5 separate regions of the Homo sapiens genome follow, and regions 1, 2, 3 and 4 are each linked to region 5. A link is a contact called in ENCODE Hi-C or POLR2A ChIA-PET data. All regions are on one chromosome and are shown on one strand. The core of a region is the stretch at or near the end of the contact, and the rest is flanking DNA. Distances in the headings are between cores, read along the strand shown.

Region 1 (4,125 bases), core at 204-2,703, 1.1 Mb before region 5:
CACACCAGGAGCAATGCAAAACAAAGTCCACCATCATCTGTTTTCAAAGGGCAAGATACCGGGGTCCTGCTTCTTTTAAAACGATGACTGTCCCTGTGATTCCTGCATTTCATTTGCACATGATGCAAATCCCGTGACCTCACGCTCGCTCATGTGCACCCCTGCGGTGCTCCCCATGCTGAGCAGAGCACAAGCCCATCTCTGTGCCCTTTCTCTCCCTGGTCATTTGCACTTGGAAAGCAGCATTCCATGTAGCATCCCCCGTGGTCCCCCTCACTTGCCCCAGGACGTTGCCTCTGGCCTTCCTGGAGGTTCTCGCTGGGGGTCACCCCTCAGGCTGAGGCTGGACTCATTGCCACTGACCTCCTTAATCCTAAGGAGGGGTCCGATGAGTTCTTATCACATATGGTTGTTCTAACAATTAAATGAGATGACTCAAGTAAAGCACTTAGCAATTAGTAAACACGCGACCTGGTGGAATTGTGGAGAGAAGTTCATACACGCAGAAAGCTCTTTTGAACACTGCAGAGCATGACCAAGATGCTGACTGTCAGGACTGCAGATCCCTCCTATGTCGGTATTTTTCCAACTCCCCAGCCCCAGGCTGACTCATAGCAGCAGCTCTGCCCAGGAGCAAGGACTCCCGCCTTCCTCCTTTCCAGCTTCAGAAGAGTCTCCTCCTGTGCACTGGAGTTCTTCCGTCCACATCTCCACTCTCTAGGCTCGATCCTACCCTCGCAGAGACTTGCTCACAGGGGTCCTCCTCTCTCTCTAGTGCACCCACCACCTTTGCTGAGCTATCCCTCTGCCAGGAGATAGCCCCAGACTCCTCCTCGCCCCCCTCCACGGCACCCAGTCTGCACCCGCTGCATCCTCCAAGCGCTGCAAGGAGGGTGGCCAGGAGCCGCCGCTGCCACCGTGAACCCCAAAACTGGGGACACCACACTGGGACCCTGCTGTGCCGGGCACACTCTGACTTCCCTCCCTATTCATCTCCTGCTGTGGCTTTCATGTGGATTCCTCCAAACCCTTTTTTACATAATCCCAAAGGCACAGCTACTGGGGACCTGCCCCTCTGACAGCCTTCCTAGCTAGGCCCAGTCCCTACTCTCAGGGGCACACGCCACGTTCACCATAGGCTGCCTACTCTGCAAGGGAGGGTCCTTCCGGGTGATTTCCTCCTGCCACCCTGACACTGCCTAACCTGACAAGTTGGTGTGAGGACAGGGTCTAGTGGAAGGAGAACTGTCCTAAGAAATGGGAAGCACTGCTAGGCTCTGAAAGTTTTTGTACTCTCTCCCCACCCCCAAAGTCATATGTTGAAATCCTAACCCCTGAGTGACAAGCTTAGGAGGTGAGACCTTTGGGAGGCATTCAGTCATGAAGGCAGAGCCCTCAGGATTGGGATTCATGCCCATGGGAAAGAGACCTCAGAGTGCTTCCTTCCCCTTCTGCCATGTAAGCACATAGCCAGAAGGCACGGTCTGTGAGCCTGGATGCAAGCCCTCGCCAGACACTGAGTCCGGCAGCACCTTGATCCTGGACTTCCCAGCCTCCAGACATGTAAGATGCACATTTTGATTGTTTATAAGCCATCCCATCTGTATTAGGCCATCTCTTGCATTGCTATAAAGGAATATCTGAGATTGGGTAATTTATAAAGAAAAGAGGCTTAATTGGCTCTGGGTTCTGCAGGCTACATAAGGAGGCATAGTGTTGACATCTGCTTCCAGGGAGCCTCAGGGAGCTTCCACTCATCATGCAAGGTAAAAGGGGACTGGTATCTCACACTGGGAAGCAGAAGCAAGGAGTGAGGGGGGAGGTGCCGTACACCTGAACAACCAGACCTTGTGAGAACTCACTCACTACCTCAAGGACAGCACCAAGCCACAAGGAATCCGTCCCCATGACCCAAACACCTCCCGCCTGGCCCCACCTCCAGCACTGGGGCTTACATCTCAACATGAGATTTGGAGGGGACAAATAGCCAAACCATATCACAGTCTATGGTATTTGGTAATAGTAGCCCAGACAGACTAGAAACATACATATTAGGACTTCTGCCAAAGACTATTTTTGTGACCTTGAAGTGGTCACGTAATCTCAGGCTTCAGTTTCCTTTCCTGAGTGCAGAACTAAACTAAGCCATCTCTAAGGACCTTCCGGCTATACAACAGCTTTGTGTCGTAGCCTCTCTTGCTCAAAAACCTTCAATGACTTCCTTCATGAAAGAGAATGAAAGCGATCTGGCCTGACATCCCTGGCTTTCTAGAATCTGACCCCACCTACCTTTCTAGTGGTGCTCCTCAAAGTCAGCCCTCCCCTCCCCGCAAGCTTCCATGACAAGCCTATGTGGCATCCCTGCCCAGGCGTCTCCCCACGACACTCCCCCTGAAGAGCAGGGGTTCTCCAGACCCTGCCAGCCCATGATGGTGGCCTCCCTGAGCACCCAGGCTTAGTAAGATGTTCCTTCTGTCCTGCATACTGGCACTGCAGATACGTGCCACAACTTTGTGGGCCTTCTCAAGGACACCACTTAGCACTGGACAGAACAAAGCTGGGAGGCAAAGCCTCCGTCTCACACACACTGCACCCTCCCATGTCACCTAGCCCCTGCAGCCCTGCACCTGCCCATAGAGCCCAGCCCATGCCTCTCACGCATTCAATACTCAGAAAAATACCTTCCATGAAGTATCCCAGAGATGGGATGTTTTGTATTACTCAGCATATAATTTTCCACAAGTGACTACCCCAAACATGTTTTCTCTATAACACCCTCCAGCCCCCTGTCCAGACATAATCTTTCAACAACTATTTCTCCTTCAACAACTTATGAAAACTAATCAGTCTTGGGATCTTGTGTGTTTTTTTGGGGGGGGGGGTGGGGGGAGAGAAGCTAACTGCACTGGCCCCAGGTCCTGTCATTTCCAGTTAACGTCTCCTAACATGAGAGCAGACACTGAACCAGAAGGGTGAGAGGAGGCAGCAGCCGCTGATCTAGAGGCCTCATGGGGCTTCAGTGGGAGGCACGGGTAGGCCTGGAAGGGCAGGGTCTCTGCCAGCCTTTTAAGGTCAGATTGGCATTTAAAATTCTGGGTTCATGCCAACCCCTCTCACCAAGGAAGAAACAATACTCAACACTTCTATCTCCAAAGCCTATGCAAATGGAAGAGCGAACTCTCTCGGTAATGTGTTCCTTTGGCTGTCCTTCCACAAAAAGTCACGTGAAGTCAAGACACGGGCTTACATCCCGTGATGGAAGGTCCATCATTTTGCTTGATTGGCTCAGCCACCACCCCGGCCCCATGACAGAGAGAGCGGTTGGGCCTGAACCCACCACCTGCCCAAACCCAGACAGGGAGAACAGCTGGCATGCAAGGGCCTGCGGCGGTACACCCTACCTGGAACCATAGCTGACCTTCCCCCAAGATCTAAGGGTAAAAGGCCTGAAGTGTAGCTCAAGTTCCTTTTTCTCTGAATTTTTAGAATAAAGCAAATAACAGATGCCCAACACCCTCCACTAACAATGAAGAGATAGATAAGGATGAAGGAGATAGCGCCATGGCAGAGCCATCCACAGCAGACAGCCTGGCTCAGGGGCCCTCTCCGGAACAGGTGCACGCCCGCAGGAAGACAGGGGCCTTTCTCAAGGAGGCAGGGCAATCTGAGATTCTCCTCTCCCAAGCACACGTATGAGCCTGGGGGTCACCCCACTGAGCCACCAGTCTCTGAAATGGGGAGATGCACTTTATGGTCCCAAGATTTTAAGTGTCACTTAGCACAAGGCTCCCCTTCCAGGCCTCATGGCTGGCAGGAGAAGTGCTGATGCCCACAGCCCAGCCCCCTGCCATGTGCCCCTTCCCTACAGGCCATCCCAGGGAATGAAAAGTTTCTGCCCTGAGTGGATGGTCCTGGTGTGAACAGCAAGCAAAGGGTCTAGGGCAAGAAGGTGCCCCTCTAAGGACAGCTGGACCTTCCGGAGGACCACGGCAATTTTTCTAGGAGCTGTCTGGAAAAAGGACAGACTCACTCGCTGCTCACTACTGCAAACTCCTGAAACAAGATTTCTTTCTTCCCTCTCCAGTGATTGTCTACTTTGAAAATATTTTTTATCTTTGATCTCTG
Region 2 (3,921 bases), core at 816-3,315, 1.1 Mb before region 5:
ATTTTTTTCAAAGTCTCCATTCTCGTTTAGAGTCTTTAGGGTAATTTTACTTAGGAGAAGGGACCCTCATACACATGGCCGTTTGTTCAAGCACCTGGTGGCAGGGACCACGCTGCCGGCTGGGAACAATGGCAGGTTGCCTGCTATCTGTAGAAAAGGATTTTCAAAGGCTGCGCAGAATTGAGATGCTGCTGAAGCAGAAAGTGCTGCACTTTTCAATGCTGCCATTTCCAACAGTTAGTACCTAGGGCCATCCTCCATGTAACTGAGGAAAAAACCCTGGAGGAAAGCTTAAAACGTTAAATGCCCCTAGTATCCATCTCCACTTTCAGTTGTACATACTTTAAACGTTTTATCACACAACATCGGTTGATGGTGGCCATAGATAAACCACAAGAGACAGAATTCATGCAGTCGAAACTTGGAATTCCATGTAATACCATCAGCCTCTCAGGTTCATGTTAATACAAGCACATATACCTGACTGATGCCACAAAGTCTGCTCTCTCTTGCCCTTCCTTCTCAAGCCTTTCCTCCCCTAAATTCTTTCTGCTACAGCAGATAGCCGCTGTGTGCACTGACCTCCAACAACTGGGATCCCAGCCTGTGGCTGCCAGCCAGACTGCTTCAGGAGTGACCAGACGGGTGAAGTTCCCCACCAGCTGTGCTCTGAGGATGGCTCAGGAGAAGTCAAAATTCACCCCGAAGCACTGAGAAGACCTGTTTCATAGACAGATCACGTCCATGGGTGTGGCCCGTACAGTCCTCCCAGTGGGGTTCCTGTTTGGTGTCACTTCAGGCAGCCGTGGCCCAAGCTAGCTGAGAGTGGGTGAGAAGCAGAGCTACACGGCTTGTTCCTTTGCCACCGGCTGGATGCTCCTTTATCTTTTCCCCTACTTACTTTTTTCTTCGATAAAGAGTCGACAAATAATTAAGAATTTACTAGACAGTCATATTGTACACTTACGAGCTCAGCACACAATTAAAATGTTTTAAATGACTTAGTGCCTTGTACGAACTTCATACACAAAAGTTTGGTAGTATGCATACCAATATTTGGTATTCAGCTATGGGTGTGTGAAAGAATTAGTACATCTTAAACCCAAATAAAAGCATTTTAGAAAAGAGGCATCACAAAAGGCATCTGGACACAGTCCCAAGAGCTGGTGAATCGGTCAGGACCAGCACAGAGGCTAGTGGGACAGAATTTTAAAAGATGTGGCACCAGCTGATAAAACCTAAAGCACTAAGTAGTAAGAGTATCAAAACTGACAGGACACGTAACTTTAAGTCAGGAGCTAAAGAAAACACAGGAGAGCTGACAATCAGAGCAGCTGAAATGGTTTTCCGTACCTCATTGCAAAAACTTTCACAATGAGTATTTGCTACTCTGGTGACGGTTCAAAGCCTTCCGCGAATTTGCAGCGTTACACAAGATGTCACTTTCTCCCCTCAATTTGCCTACGGCACCTACCCGGACTTCTCAGCTGTGTAGGCACCAATTTCAAAGAGGTCTGAAGCCAGTGGAGTAAAAGCATTTTAAGTGTGATGTTTTCTTAGGTTGAACATATCAAACACACATTTCTAGTACAATTCCAAATGTTTCAAAATATTATTTTAGTTGTTAAGAATCTTGAAATGAAAGCTCTGTTATTACAGAATGCCCCTGTTTTTATCATGCATTAAACCAAACCAACCCCCACCCCATTCCCTGGCTCTCAGAGAGAGGGACATGCGTGTGTGAGCGAGTGTCAGGCGTCCTGTGCACACACAGGCACGTCATGTTTCTCCTCTCACTCCGGACCCCTTGGGTTTCTATGGATTATTAATAATACCCACCCACCTGGCTGGCAGACTTTTCACAACACACCCTACAAGATTCTGCAAAAAAAAAAAGCAACACAATTTGAAAATACACAATGCCAACCTCCGGAGGAGGGAAAGAGAAAGAAAGGAATTAAGGGTGAGACCCAGACAGACAGACAGACAGACAGGCTCAAGGAAACTGTGTTCCCTGGGGTCTGGGCCATGCAGCCGTCGGCAGGTACTCAGCTCTTCTCGGCGCAGACTTGCTTAGCATGGCAATCGGCTGTCTGCCCAGGAGGATGAGGTAATGTCTAGGTTTAATGCCAAAATCTCTCTCACTGGCAGGACACATCGGGTAAATATTTCTACTGCAGGAGACCACATTCATTTGATGCTACTGCCAGTTTTATTATTGTTATTATGCTCATTAATATTAATACTCAGCCACTGTACCTATTTAAGATTGAAGAGGAGAAAGGCAAGGTTTTGCTGAAATCATGATAGCAGGTGCAGGGGGAAGAAAGTAGCCCCTACTCCACCCCCCGGCCTCAATCTCCCGCTAACAACAGTTACAGCACCAGCCTTCTGCAATCCCTTCCATCATCCTCAGCTGCACAGAGACCCCCTGCAACTTCCTCTCCAGGTGGCTGTAAATCTGGGACCTAGCAGTGACAATGGGTTTGGGGCGGGTGGGCATGAGGGGCTTGAAGGCTCCTTGAAGCGACCTTCCTAGTTATAATATTTGAAAATGTAGAATAATTTATGGGTCAGATTGCCAATGGTTCCTTCTCCTTTCTAAAAACCAATTCTGAATTTGCTTCACCATATTTTTGATGATGTGTTTTATGGCCTCACAAACTCCCAGCTGGTTCCCTCGATGATCTCGTCTCTGTGGTTACTGTCAACAATCCACATTCGTGTTGTGGCATATCATCTTACAGAAGCATTTAAAGCAGCTCAGGGCTTCTTTCCTCTGATGTAGATTTTCTCCATTGTTACTCAACGAGGCTCTGACATCAGCCTCCTTTCAGTTCAAAAGACAGGACGTTTTTCTGGGAGTCAGGAACTGAATGCAGAACTTCCCGCGGGCTTCACAAAGGACCGCCGAAAGGGACAGTCACACACTGCCATGGATGTGGTCTCCTCTCTGAGGAGCTGGGAATAACGCTGCCCTCCCACAGGCGCTGCTCCCAGGAGGGGCGGGAAAGCATGATGCCAAAGGGCAGTTTCAAAACTGGGCCCCGGGGAGCAGCAGCGTTAGGTGTGGACAACATGAAAAAGCACCTAAGACCCAGTGCTGTCCTGCAATGAGACAGAGACGCGGCCACTGTCCCGCACAGCCCCACGGGCAGAGGAGGCGCTCCAGAGGAGGGACTTTGAGAGACGACGCAATGTGCCTGCTGTGGGAAGTCACAAGACAGCTGCTATTCCCGGGCCGTCAGGGCCAGGCCAGCCTGGCTAGCTGCTGAGAGGGTCTGCACAGTGACTCCATGAGGTTAGCAAAATATATATATTTTTAAAGCCTAGCAACCTTTCCTAAACATTTTTTTTTAATCACCAAAACATCACATTGTAAGGAGTTTCAGATTATTCCCAACATTTCCCAATGTCAAGTCTTGGACAACATGTCTGCACCAAACATGTGCTTCTAAATAGAAAACCGAAAGTCCCTGTCAATCAGGAAGGTAACACTCTGGAGAGGAGGAGGAAAGGAAGTGAGACAGTGCTGGTGTCTTTTGTCATTAGGACAGTGGAGATGCGGCTGCTTGACCCAAGCAGCATACTGGAAGGACAGCTGAGAGCAAAAACGGAAAGGGAGCGTGGAGGTTTTCACAGCAGGACGTGTGTGGGCAGAAGGATTCTCCAGTGTCCACAGCAGGATACGTGTGTGGAGATGGATTCTCCAGTGTCCACGGCTGGACGTGTGTGGCAAAAAGGATTCTCCAGTGTCCACGGCGGGACATGTGTGGAGATGGATTCTCCGGTGTCCATGGCAGGACGTGTGCGGCGAGAAGGATTCTCCAGTATCCACAGCGGGACGTGTGTGAGTAGAAGGATTCTCCAGTGTCCACGGCAGGATGTGTGTGGCGAGAAGGATTCTCCAGTGTCCACGGT
Region 3 (3,899 bases), core at 972-3,471, 1.2 Mb before region 5:
CTGCAGTGCGGTGGCACGATATTGGCTCACTGCAACCTCTGCCTTCCGGGTTCAAGCGATTCTCCTGCCTCAGCCTCCCAAGTAGCTGGGATTACCGGCACCTGCCACCAAGCCTGGCTAAATTTTGTGTTTTTAGTAGAGACAGGGGTTTCACCATGTTGGTCAGTCTGGTCTCGAACTCCTGACCTCAAGTGATCTGCCCAACTTGGCCTCCCAAAGTGCTGGGATTACAGGTTTGAGCCACTGTGCCCAGCCCCAAGGGAAATTTAAGTTGTTGGTACAATCATTCGTTTCTATCAAAAGGGAAATTAGCCCAAAGTAAGGCTAATCATTAGTGCTACAGATTTTTTGAGAATATTTTTTTCCTTGAAAGACACATAAAAGCAATTCATTTTAAAGTAAAGTGAAGATAAGCAACATCCGACTTATGAATCAGTTTGGTGCCCAAAATTCATTTCTAATTGGCTTATCCTGCAACTGAAAAAAAGTTTTTCTATAGAGACAAGAGTACAGAGAGTGTTTTATTCCCCAGATAGCGCAGGGCTAGTATGGAGCTAATAGTTCAGAGTCTGAGCCCCTGAGCCTGCAGGATGGGGCGGCCCTGGGAGGCCCAAGCGTGGGAAAGAAGTTTCTGAGGCCACGTGTGGGGAAGGCCCCAGGAGTGGGGAGGAGGGCAAAGGGCGCTTCTCTAGTGTCTGCTATGAAAGTATGACATCATCTAAAACAAGCATCTCAGTATTGGATTAGTGTCACAACTTCTCTTAGCTTCTTATAATCATTTTTTTTTTCAAATGATGTAGTTGCTCGTGTAATCCACTAATATCAACTCATTCATAAAATGTTTATTCATGGGGTGCCTACAAACATCACATTGGGTAGAGGGTGCAGGTGAGAGGAGCCAACATCCTTCATGACCAAGGGATTGGTGAAGGTGGGGTATGAGGGTCTTTCCCTGAGCCCTTCAAGATGACCATGCTGACTAGATGTGAACACACTTCCTGGATAGACGCACGCTTGGCTATGTTATAAATTTAAATAACTTGATAAGGTAAGAGACAGGAAGACCTGAAACCTACACTCAGCAGGCCTCTAACCACGGGGTCTGTCTACTGTGATACAGAGACCCTAAATTATAACGAAGGCCACAGGTCCTGATGTGGGGCGTGAAGTGCACTCGTTTTTATTCTGCCTTCCCTTTCTTCCTTAGCAAGACTGGAACCTTGTCCAGTTCCTCCTGCAGCTGGTGTGGCCTTACGGTGAGGTTCTGGCCAGGAGACAGTGGCAGAAGCGGTGTGTGGGACTTCTGGGAAGGGTCTTTAAAGGAAGGAGGCATGTATCATTTTGGACTTCAGTTCTTCTTCCATGGTCCAGACTGCAGTGTGAGTGTCCTGGCTGGAGTTCCAGCAGCCATTCTAGACCATGAAACAACCTCAGAGCTGGACACTAAGTGCTGGGAGAGTGGGGCCGAAAGAGATAACCTGGATCCTCGAGGACTTAGTGGGGCCCCTATACCAGCCCCATGCTGCCTTCTGCAAACTTGTTTTTTTCTTTTTTTTTTTTTTGTAAACGGAGTCTCACTCTGTCACCCAGGCTGGAGTGCAGTGGCATGATCTTGGCTCACTGCAACCTCCACCTCCCAGGTTCAAGTGATTCTCCTGCCTCAGCCTCCTGAGTAGCTGGGACTGCAGGCACACATCACCACACCTGTCTAATATTTGTGTTTTTAGTAGAGACAGGTTTCGCCATGTTGGCTAGGCTGGTCTCGAACTCCTGACCTCAGGTGATCCCCCCACCCCCCACCTCCTCGGCCTCCCAAAGTGCTGGGATTACAGGTGTGAGCCACAGTGCCCGGCCAAACTTGTTTCTAATGTGAGGCAATAACTGCTTGTGGGTTGAAGGCACGATGACCAGATGTCTGTGACTCACAATTCCTAACAGTGACACCCACTATAACAAAAAATCCACAGCGTTAATACTTTCATTATTTCCAATAAGCCAAGACATGTCCAAACTAGAGTTTATAGGGTAGAGTTTAAATGATGACACCATTATCACTGTGTCACTCTATTTTTAAAATAAGCAAATATTCTATTTTTTTTTTTTTAACAAAAAAAGTTCTCATAGCTCAATTTTCAAAAGGGAACTTTCTCTATTTTACCAACGTCACAATTATGACCTGTCAGATGAATGGAAACCAGCAGGGGAAGTTCATTTGCATTCAGGGGAAAGAGAAAAGCAGTTTAGAGAGAACTCTTGGTTTTGTGCTAATAGTCTCAGATCTTCAGAGAAGTTCAGTGCTGAGAAAATGTTTTTAAGAGCCTCAAACAGCTTGAGGGTGTTTAATTTTACTTAGGCAGCTGGGTCTTCTGCAAAAGCGTAACTCCTGGGGGGCTGCAGCGGCGGGGGGTGGTGACAGTGCGTTTGCAGGCAGGCCCTACGGCAGCAGGCCTCAGGAACTGAAGCCGAGCAGCATTAGCTATAAAGAGCTCCCAGGTCAACAAGCCCCTCATCTCTGCCTTCAGTCCAGCTACTCCAGGAATCTGAAGCAATCCAGACACTGTTAGATTAGGAAGACGCAAGGTACTTGTGTTTCTTCCCTACGTGTGTGTATTTGTCTTTCTTAGCAGCGCCCCTGGACTCTTAGGGTACCCACAAAAGCACATGCACGTCATAGTTAAACTAGTGAAGCTGGGAGGCAGGGGGAAATGATTAATATTGACCAAGGCAAACCAGAGCAACCCACGATGAGGATGAGGTCAGTGACACGGGAACAAGTCTGCGTGCACTGGCAGGGCTGCTTCCCCCCTGGGCCAGGCGCGGCTTGGTTCTAGGCTCTTTCACACACGCTGTGTGACTCCAGGCCAGGCTGCACCAGGCTGGGCTTCGCTTCCCCATCAGCTCAGCAGGACCCTCTCCTCACAGGGACACTGAGTCCATTGAATTTCTAGCACAGTATTCAGCACAAAGCAGAAGTTCAACAAGTCTAAATGATTTTCCACTTTCCATGCTACTCTAATACCCTTTGGGCAGATGTTTGTAAGTAAACCTATACATATTTAAATCCTCTCTTTTTGGGGGACTGTGGGGAGAACCCATGTGTCAAGGATAAAGACATAAAGCCATAGTATAGCACCACATCAATTATTTCCACTGGGCCAAGAGACACCTGCTGTCATTTAATATAAGGCATACTCTTGGCTGGGCGCAGCGTCTCGTGCCTGTAATCCCACCGCTTTGGGAGGCCAAGGCGGGTGGATCATGAGGTCAAGAGATCGAGACCATCTTGGCCAACATGGTGAAACCCCGTCTCTACTAAAAATACAAAGATCAGCCGGGCGTGGTGGCAGGCGCCTGTAGTCCCAGCTACTCGAGAGGCTGAGGCAGGAGAATCACTTGAACCCAGGAGGTGGAGGTTGCAATGAGCTAAGATTGCGCCACTGCACTCCAGCCTGGCAACAGAGCGAGACTCTGTCTCAAAAAAAAAAAAAAGTCTAAGGCATGCTCTTTATTGAAAATATAAGAAAACTCATGCCCGTTGTGCTGAACAGAGATGGGTGTTGGCTTCTCCTCCAGGACAGACTGACCTTCCAGAGACAGGAACAGGAGCCAAGGGATAGCTTACTGTCCTGGCTCAGTGCCCTTTCCCCTACTATCTCCCCAGCACTGACGGGGGTCTCATTGGCTGCCCGTTAGTCTTGTCATCAAGTCCCACCAAGCGGATGTAACTGTAACCATGTTAGACACCTGCCCTCTCTACCAGACACCACAGCCCCAGGAGCAGGGGCTGGGAGGGAGCATTTCTGTGTCCCCACTATGAGATGATGCGGGTCCCAGAGAAAATTCATGGCCCAGGCTTGTTGGACTGAACGAATGGACGAATGGCGTGCCTTGGAGCAGCA
Region 4 (3,885 bases), core at 27-2,526, 1.2 Mb before region 5:
GGTGGCGGCAGCCTGATGAGGCCTGAGCCATGAAGGCACTCAGCCCTGGGCACAGGAGGCAGCTCTTCCTGCAGGCAACAAAGACCCAGGGATACCTGGGTCCCAGAGACCACCATCCTCACAGCCTGGTCATCTCACTGCAGCAGCTTGGTCCCTGGCTGCAGGTGACGGTGGCCGGTGGGTGCTCCCGAAGCCCTCCCCTGAGGGCGTCAGGGTCTGGTGCGGGGCCCACACACGCGGCAGAGCCTTGCTCTGGGGACTCTGGGCAAAACCCATCAGTGGAAACAGACCTCCTTCTCGTCTTTAAGTCACAGGAGCCAGAACACTAGCAACAGAAAAGATGAGCATTGTACTCTCTTCAGGGCCACAAAGCCTCCCCAGGCAGGGCCCAGGAGATCCTCAAAGTGAAAACTGCAGTCAACAGGTTCTTGGAAACGTGTGTGAGGATTCCCAGACCCTGAGCCCTGCATTGAGATGCCCTCTCCCTCCATGACCCCCTTTCAAGCTCACGAGGGGGTGTGTGGCAACCCCCCCCCCCCCACCTGTCCTCCCACACCCTCTCAGTCATTTTAAACAGGAGAATTCCACTAAACACCCACAGCCTGTTTTCACGTGGCAGGGCAGGGAGGTGGCTGTGGTGCGTGGAGCCCAGCATCCACAGAAAGGAAAGACACCTGGGGTTTGGGTTTCGTTTTTAGGGGTTGGGGAGGAGTGGGCTGGAAAGGGGAGGCTAAGAAGAAAATGAATTCTGGAAGAACTGTTAAAACAGAAAGTTTAGAAAAATAAAACCCGCAGGAATAGTAGCATTCTTAGAAAATTAATAGGATGCTTTGGGGCTTCCAAGATGCTACACGCCTAACACGGATTCTGAACACAGACCACTGGTTGAGTTTCCTTGTTCAACAGTAACAGATGTCCACAGAAGAGTGCTAGAAAGCAGGGCACGCAAGGAAAGAAGTTGAGGCCAAAGTCAAACGTTCACATCCCCCTTCTACGGCGCTGTAGTTCATGATGCTGTAACAGATGAGTCACTGCAATGGAAATACCGGATACTTTTTAATACATCTAGTCTAAAACTTACAGGAAGGCATCCTAGCACCTTCTTTTATTATTGTACAGCAGTGACAGTGACGACAGTGATGATGGCATCTCTCTATTTTTATGGAAACATCTCCAGGAAATCCCAAGCTGCACAGTGGAGAATTACAGGAACAGAAGAAGTGGTGTGAAGTCTGTCGGTCTCTTCCCTGGTTCAATGAGGAGCTGAACTGAATCATACTAGAGGCATGAGTGTCTGCGCTATTTTTAAAGAGCTCTGGGGAAGTGTGGTTGTCCCACCTTAGGCTCCTAATATAACACTCATTTCTATTTGTGGGATGGTTAACACCATCTTCCATTTGGTCTTTCCTCCACTAATATATTATCCTTCACTGAAGTCTTATTTCTACAGTTTAATTCTTTTTAAGCTCCAGATGTGTTATGTATGCCCTCAAAGACCCTATCATGGGTCAGGGGGCAAGGTCTGGGCCCCTCATGCGTTCCTCTCTTTCCCCAGGCCAAGTAAACACCTTGGCAGGAATCCAGAAAACGATCCACGCAGAACATTGCAATGTCACAGAAATGGCCGCCCACTGGCCACGAAGCCCTGGCCCCACCCTGCGAGGTCACTTCCTACCCTACCAACAGCAGCACCCCACCTCACTCCCCTACGTGCTGGCCTTTCCTGGAGCACCAAACCCAGGGCTGGCTGACCGCAGAGCCTTACCTCCAGGCAGCCCCTTCCCCTGCACGCCTCCTGCCCCACCGCTGGGACAGACACCCACCCTCCCACATGTTGGCTGGGCCTGCTTGGCTACTGCACAGTGAACTTGTCGCATTTCCTTCCTGTCTCTGTCCTCCTCAGCAGAGACGGGTGTGGTGATGAGATGACAGTCTTAGGGGTGTCTTACTCTTTATTTATGGCTCTGTGACACTTTTAAAGTGCTGAATGTTCCTAAAGGCTGGTAAATTCTTTCCAAGATCCTCCAGAGACCGGGCGGCGGTGGTGGCAGGAAGACGGGTGGGGGCAGGAGTTGGAATCTACTTAGACTATAATTGCCTCAAGTTTGTGAACTGTTAGTATAAAAATACTCTTGGAGATTTTAATGGTTGAATGAAGATTCACACTCATTAAACACCATGGTTGAGGGGGAAAATTCAGCCTGTGTTACAAGAATGACTTCACAGCTTGAAGTACAGAAGCAAAACAATAAGAGCTATCATCATACTGATTACATTATATATTTTGAATTTTATTTTCCTTGGAGGTGGGTTGGCTACTCTACTGTATAGTACAACAAGTAGAACGAAAGGGAAAAAAGCTACCCTACAGAAATACCCAGTTTTTGGCGTCACCTGCTGGCTTTATCTTCCTTTAAAAGCTCTTTCCTAAGCCCCGATGATGGGTTCACTACCTTTGGGGACTTCCTGTGCAGCTCTGAACCCTGTTGCAGCACTTATCACTGTCTTGGTGGTATCCATTCTCTGGTCTTCTTCCTCTACAGAGTGAGCCCTGGGTCAACGCCTTGTTCATCCACAGTGTCTCAGCAGGTAGTGTGTGCCTGGCACAAAGTTGGCATTCCCCATTTAGAAGCTGGTGGAGAAGCCCTAAGAACGAAGGGACCCCAACGGCCTGACCTGCTTCAACAGCATCCAGCACAGACACGTATTCTCCCAAACACTTCCTGATGACTTCAGTGGTGCTGGAGTTTTGCTAAAGGTTTTCATATTTTGCAACAATTATTCAAAAATTACTACTCTAAGAGGGTGTGATCTGTCACTGAGAAAAGAGCCTCCTGGTTACTCTGAGCTGCCTGTTTATAGCCATGTATTTATGTACAACATTTGCATGACAATAAAATGAGGAAACGGTCCCTATGATCTGTAGGTGGAGAGATGAACGTGGAGGGCAGGTGTGACCCAGGCGCGGCTACCTGATACCGGCCCAAGGCCAGGTGCCTTGGACGGCACGGGCAGGCGGGCAGCAGCCCGTGATGACTGGACGGACTAGGGAATCCCTCGAATGCAGACTCCACGAGCCCGTCCAGCTGGAGTGGCATCTCCTCACTTTATGAAAGCCCAAGCCTTCATCCACTACAATTACTTCTCACCACGCATTTTAGAATCTAGAGTTTCATGATCTCTTCAGAAAGAAATTTACCTAAATATGTTCTGATCAAAGATGACTGACAGGATTTTCTAAAAAATCAGCAGAGGAGTAAGAGCAATTATAAACCTTTTAAAAGTCTATCCCTCTGCCATGCTATAAATGGAAAAAAATACATACATAAGCCATAATTCCCCCTATAGGATTCATTTAAAATCCACCCTCACCTCCACCTCCACATTATTAATTTAGGAAAGTGCATCAGAAAAAAAACACAGCTGCACATGGAATGGAACCTTCATTTCCACAGGGGAGAGTGGTGGCTTCTGAGGCTCTCATCCCACAGCCAGTCTGTCTGTCTCTCACTTTCTTTGGCTCTCTATCTCTCAGAGTCACAGTTCTCCTTCCTAATAGCTCCTGTCACTACATGGATGACCTAAGAAAGTGTTCAATGAACCAGCCACATCCTGAGAAATACCTTTTCTTTAAAATGCAGTTTTCAGCTCATGAGGGTGAAGAAAAAGGAATTATTAACAAGTAGCAGAATTTCCAGGGGAGGTCTCAGCCTTATATACAGACATTTGAAAAAAACAAAACTCCAAAGCAACAAACTGTGTACTCATGCATAACACCTCCAACAGGAACAAACTAATTCCAGGCTTGAAAGAAGATGAAAAAGCCTGACATGCATCTTCCTAAAGGGAGTCCCACCCGGAAATGTTCTGAGTTGACAGACCCCT
Region 5 (4,415 bases), core at 1,833-4,332:
CCACGGCTGGCTAATTTTGTATTTTTAGTAGAGACGGGTTTTCTCCATGTTGGTCAGGCTGGTCTTGAACTCCTGACCTCTGGTGATCAGCCTGCCTTGGCCTCCCAAAGCACTGGGATTACAGGCGTGAGCCACCACGCCCAACCCATGGAAACGTTTTTAACTACAAATTCAATTTATTTAATAGATGTAGGACTTTTTGTGTTGTCTTAAAAGTGAGCTTTGGTAACTTGTATTTCACAAGGAATTTGTATAGTTCATTGTTCAAATTCATTGGCGTATATTCTATTTTCATTTTAATATATGTAGAATGTGAAGTCATGTCAACTTTCTCATTCTTGGTATTGGTAATTTGTGTCTTTTTTTTTTTTTTTTGAGATGGAGTCTCGCATTCCAGGCTAGAGTGCAGTGGCGCGATCTTGGCTCACTGCAATCTCTGACTCCCAGGTTCAAGTTATTCTCCTATCTCAGCCTCCCGAATAGCTGGGACTACAGGTGCTTGCCACCATGCCCGGCTAATTTTTGTATTTTTTTTTTTTTTAGTAGAGATGGGGTTTCTTTGTTCCTTTTTTTTTTTTTTTTTGAGATGGAATCTCGCTCTGTCACCCAGGCTGGAGTGCAGTGACACAATCTTGGCTCACTGCAACCTCCGCCTCCTGGGTTCAAGCGATTCTTCTGCTTCTGCCTCAGCCTCCTGAGTACCTGGGACTACAGGCGCACGCCACCACACCCAGCTAATTTTTGTATTTTTAGTAGAGACGGGGTTTCACCATATTGGCCAGGCTGGTATTGAACTCCTGAACTCGTGATCCGCCCACCTCAGCCTCCCAAAGTGCTGGGATTACAGGCGTGAGCCACCTTGCCCGGCCTCTCTCTCTCTTACTTTCTTTCTCTTTCTTTCTCTCTCTCTCTCTCCTTTCTTTCTCTCACTCTCTTTCCTTCCTTGTTTCTTTTTCTTTCTTTTTTTGGCCTGCTTGCTGGTCTCAAACTCCTGACCTCAGGTGATCTGCCTGCCTTGGCCTCCCAAAGTGTTGGGATTACAGGCATGAGCCACCGTGCTGGGCCAATTTGTGTCATTTTCTTTTTTCCTGATTGCTCTGACTATTGATCTTCTCAAAGAACACACTTTGATTTCATTCATTTCTCTATGTCTTTTAGTTTTTAATTTTATTGATTTTTACTTTTATCTTCTTTCTGTTCTTTGGTTTTACTTCATTTTCTGTCTAGTTTTTTCTTTTTTGAAGCCGAGGTCTTTGTTTTGCCCAGGCTTGTCTGGAACTCTTGGGCTCAAGTGATCCTCTCACCTCAGCCTATTTCTGATACTGATTTCTAATTTAATTTCATTGTGGATAGAAAATATGTTTTATATGACTTGACTCCTCTTAATATTTTTATGGCCTACAATATGGTTTATTTTGATAAGTGCTCTGTGAAAACTTGAAAATAATGTGTATTCTGTTGTTATGAGTAGTTTTCTATAAATGTCTATTTGATTTAGTTGGTTGTGTTTAAGTCTTCTATATACTTACTATTTTCCTGTCTAATTGTTCTGTCAATTATCAAAAGAAGGATTTGAAATCTCCAAATATAATTGGAAGTTGTGGTTCTGTCAGTCTTTGCTCCATGTATTTTAAGCTTCTGTTAATGGGAACAAAGATGTTTAGGGTTGTTATGTCCTACTGATGAACTGACCCCTTTATAATAATAATAATAATAATAATAATAATAATAATAATTCTCTTGGCCAGATGTGGGTGGCTCACATCTGTAATCCCAGCACTTTGGGAGGCTGAGTCAGGAGGATTGCTTAAAGCCAGGAGTTTGAGACTAGCCTGGGCAACAAAGTGAGACTTCAACTCTACACAAAATAAAAAAAGTCGAGTGTGGTCGAGCGTGTGTGGTCCCAGCTACTTGGGAGGCTGAGGCAGGAGGATCCCTTGAGCCCAGGAGTTAGAGGCTGCAGTGAGCTACGATTGCACCATGGCATTCCAGCCTAAGTGACAGACTGAGACCCTGTCTCTGGAAAAGAAACCCGATCCTCTTCATCCTTAGTGATATTCTTTTCCCTGCAATTAATTTTCTTTGGAATTTCCTTGCCCTAAAATCTATTTGTCTACTCAGTTTTCTTTTGTGTGAGCATGGTATGATGGTGTATCTGGTATATCTTTTTGTTATTGTTTTACTGCCACTGGGGTAATCACAGGACTCACCTGGTTTTGTCTCCTGTCTCTCAAGGATTACTGTCCTTTGCCTGAGGTCCAGCGTCGCCAGCCTGGGCGACAGAGCGAGAGCCCGTCTCAGAAAAACCCCCAAGTCCCCCACCTCAGTTCAAAGACCTCTCCTTTTTCCTCCGCTGTCACGGTACAGGAAACAATGTGTAGTTTCCACTACCTGGAAGACTCGACTTGCTCTCCGAGAACCAGTTCCCCGACAGGGTTCCTAGAGCGCAGGCTGCACGGCACAGCCCCAACATTCCCTGCTGCTTGTGAATCTTCGCATCGCCCTCCCAGGGGTCAGGAATGTGTGCTTCGGTGTCTCCAGAGCCTAGCACCACCCCATGACTCAGCTGGCGCTCGGAGGGTCCTTCCATCTGCCGCCGCTGGGGCCTTCGCTACTTCCCCCTCGCTCCTACTGGCTGGCCCACCCGGCTGCCCAGGCTCGGAAGCCCAGGATCCCAGTCACGCGTCTCCCCTTAGTCCCCGCCTCCAGCCACGCCCCCCACACCCCTCCGTCGGCCCCGCCTCCAGCTCCTGCTCGCTCTCCTAGTCCTTCCTCGGCCCCACCTCCAGCCACGCCCCCCACGTGCGCCATCAGCCCCGCCCCCAGCTCTCGCTCGCCCTCCCGAGTCCTCCCTCGGCCCGGTCCCCGCCTCTAGCTCCCCCTTGCCCTCCAGGGTCCTTCTCGGCCCCGCCTCCTGCCGCGCCCCCAACGCTGCTCCGTCGGCCCCCGCCTCCGGTCCCGCCCCCATGCTCCTCCCATTTGGTCCTGTCTTCTGCACTGGCGGAGGTCGCGGCGGGCCTCGGAGAGGAGACGCCGACGTCAGCGCGCCGGGGCGGGGCTGGCGGCAGGAGACGCCGCGTTGAGAGCTTGGGCTCCTCCGTGAGCCGCCGGCGCGCTTCGCTGCCTGGCGGCCTTTCCCCGAGCCGAGCCCGCTTCCCGAGGCCGCCAGTCGTCGCCTGCCCGCGCCTGCGCAGCGTCCCGGGCCGAGAGGGCCACGGCGGCGGCCATGGCGCACCGCTGTTTGCGGCTGTGGGGCCGGGGCGGCTGCTGGCCCCGCGGCCTACAGCAGCTCCTCGTGCCTGGCGGCGTGGGCCCGGGCGAGCAGCCCTGCCTCCGGACGGTGAGTCCTACCTGGGCGCCCGGCGCCCTCCACCCTGCCTCGGGCCCACTTCCGGCTCGGGAGAGCGGACGTCAAGGTCACTGGCCCCCGCCCTCCGGCCGCACGCGGGCCGTCCCTGCCGAGGGCCTGGGCGCCCTGCGCTGTCTCTCAGCCGGCCCCGGGAGCGCCGATTCGCGCTCAGCCCTGCCTGTGGGATTCAAGTTTTGAAAACGCGCAGCTTCAGTAGAGCCGGGTTTTCGCGCTTCACCGGGGCGGTTGAAGCCTCGAAGGTCATGTTGGCTTGGTGGCCGTCCTTGTCCCCGCTTTCGTGTCCCCGGAGCACGGAACGAAGGCGTCTGTAATTTTGAGTCAGCAGCACGAGCACGATGTAGTCGCAAGGACGGGTTTTGGAGTCGGGCTGCCTAACCTCTCCGAGTCTCCGTGTTCCCGTCTGTTGAATGGGGCCATTGCGGGCATTCCAGGACTGGCAGTATTAGCTATTATTATTAAGAATGTCACCTTTTCATAGCAGGGACTCTGTGTTCGTTGCATATCAGGGCCTGCTCTCAGCAGGAGGCTCTTTCTCTGTTGGTAGCCATCCCTCTAGATACACACACGGGACCTGATACGTGTTTCTGACATAATGATAGAGTGTTGACAGAACCATGGCCGTGATCAGTCTCAATGAAAGGTTCACGTGTCGAATAGTCGCTCTCACTGTTTAAGTGACACGGTTCCTCAGCCTTGCACTGGTGTACGGGTGGTGGTTGAGGTCCCCGGGTCGGCCACGGGAACCTGGCTTGGCCTCCTGCTATCCCAGCGCCCTTGTAGTCAGCTCAACGTCTTCACTGTAAGGGGAGATAGGCTAGTGCCGGGGCTCACGCCTGCGATCCCAGCACTTAGGGAGGCCGAGGCGGGAGAATCGCTTGACTCCAGGAGTTGGAAACCAGCTTGGGTAGGGTAGCAGACCCTCCGATCTACGATTTTTATTTTTATTTTTATTTTTTAAGAGACGGGGTTTTGCTTCTTCGCCCAGGCCGGAGTGCAGCGGCGCAAACACAGCTCACTGCAGCCCCAAACTCAAGCGATCCTCCCG

The links. Hi-C counts contacts between places; a loop is a spot of excess contacts on that map. ChIA-PET counts read pairs that join two places held with the same protein, here RNA polymerase II (POLR2A). Pooled maps may share reads with other maps.
Region 1: a pooled map shows a loop between it and region 5 (3-fold over the local background). The contact joins the enhancer-like site here to the promoter of AFG3L2 in region 5. A Hi-C loop is called at or near these places in 5 of 50 pooled maps.
Region 2: a pooled map shows a loop between it and region 5 (3-fold over the local background). The contact joins the enhancer-like site here to the promoter of AFG3L2 in region 5. A Hi-C loop is called at or near these places in 3 of 50 pooled maps.
Region 3: a pooled map shows a loop between it and region 5 (9-fold over the local background). The contact joins the enhancer-like site here to the promoter of AFG3L2 in region 5. A Hi-C loop is called at or near these places in 3 of 37 single-sample maps with no recorded cell type and 10 of 50 pooled maps.
Region 4: a loop to region 5 is called in a pooled map, with 6 times the contacts of the local background. The contact joins the enhancer-like site here to the promoter of AFG3L2 in region 5. A Hi-C loop is called at or near these places in 3 of 37 single-sample maps with no recorded cell type and 8 of 50 pooled maps. POLR2A ChIA-PET finds 5 or more read pairs at or near these places in 1 of 52 experiments (naive thymus-derived CD8-positive, alpha-beta T cell).

The regions. Positions count from the first base shown.
Region 1 is chr18:13,449,084-13,453,208 of GRCh38, reverse strand. All of the region lies in intron 4 of LDLRAD4 (low density lipoprotein receptor class A domain containing 4), which reads right to left. Among named protein-coding and RNA genes, the nearest start is that of MIR5190, 8.8 kb to the left of the region's middle. Within about 2 kb of position 1,453, at least 6 of the 41 ENCODE cell types and tissues checked have a DNase peak (open chromatin) inside an H3K27ac peak, as active enhancers do.
Region 2 is chr18:13,499,560-13,503,480 of GRCh38, reverse strand. All of the region lies in intron 4 of LDLRAD4 (low density lipoprotein receptor class A domain containing 4), which reads right to left. Among named protein-coding and RNA genes, the nearest start is that of LDLRAD4-AS3, 31 kb to the right of the region's middle. RefSeq lists an enhancer at 2,584-3,241. Within about 2 kb of position 2,065, at least 15 of the 41 ENCODE cell types and tissues checked have a DNase peak (open chromatin) inside an H3K27ac peak, as active enhancers do.
Region 3 is chr18:13,565,958-13,569,856 of GRCh38, reverse strand. The region is part of intron 4 of LDLRAD4 (low density lipoprotein receptor class A domain containing 4); the gene reads right to left. Among named protein-coding and RNA genes, the nearest start is that of MIR4526, 43 kb to the left of the region's middle. RefSeq lists enhancers at 731-880, 2,901-2,980, 2,562-3,189. Within about 2 kb of position 2,221, at least 19 of the 41 ENCODE cell types and tissues checked have a DNase peak (open chromatin) inside an H3K27ac peak, as active enhancers do.
Region 4 is chr18:13,612,907-13,616,791 of GRCh38, reverse strand. All of the region lies in intron 4 of LDLRAD4 (low density lipoprotein receptor class A domain containing 4), which reads right to left. Among named protein-coding and RNA genes, the nearest start is that of MIR4526, 3.7 kb to the right of the region's middle. RefSeq lists enhancers at 282-331, 1-454, 1,392-1,461, 1,492-1,541, 2,481-2,998 and 1 more. Within about 2 kb of position 1,276, at least 8 of the 41 ENCODE cell types and tissues checked have a DNase peak (open chromatin) inside an H3K27ac peak, as active enhancers do.
Region 5 is chr18:12,375,894-12,380,308 of GRCh38, reverse strand. AFG3L2 (AFG3 like matrix AAA peptidase subunit 2) reads left to right here and starts at 3,082. Exons shown (of 17, transcript NM_006796.3): 1 at 3,082-3,340. The coding sequence starts at 3,227. RefSeq lists enhancers at 1,784-2,313, 2,314-2,845 and a silencer at 2,618-3,517.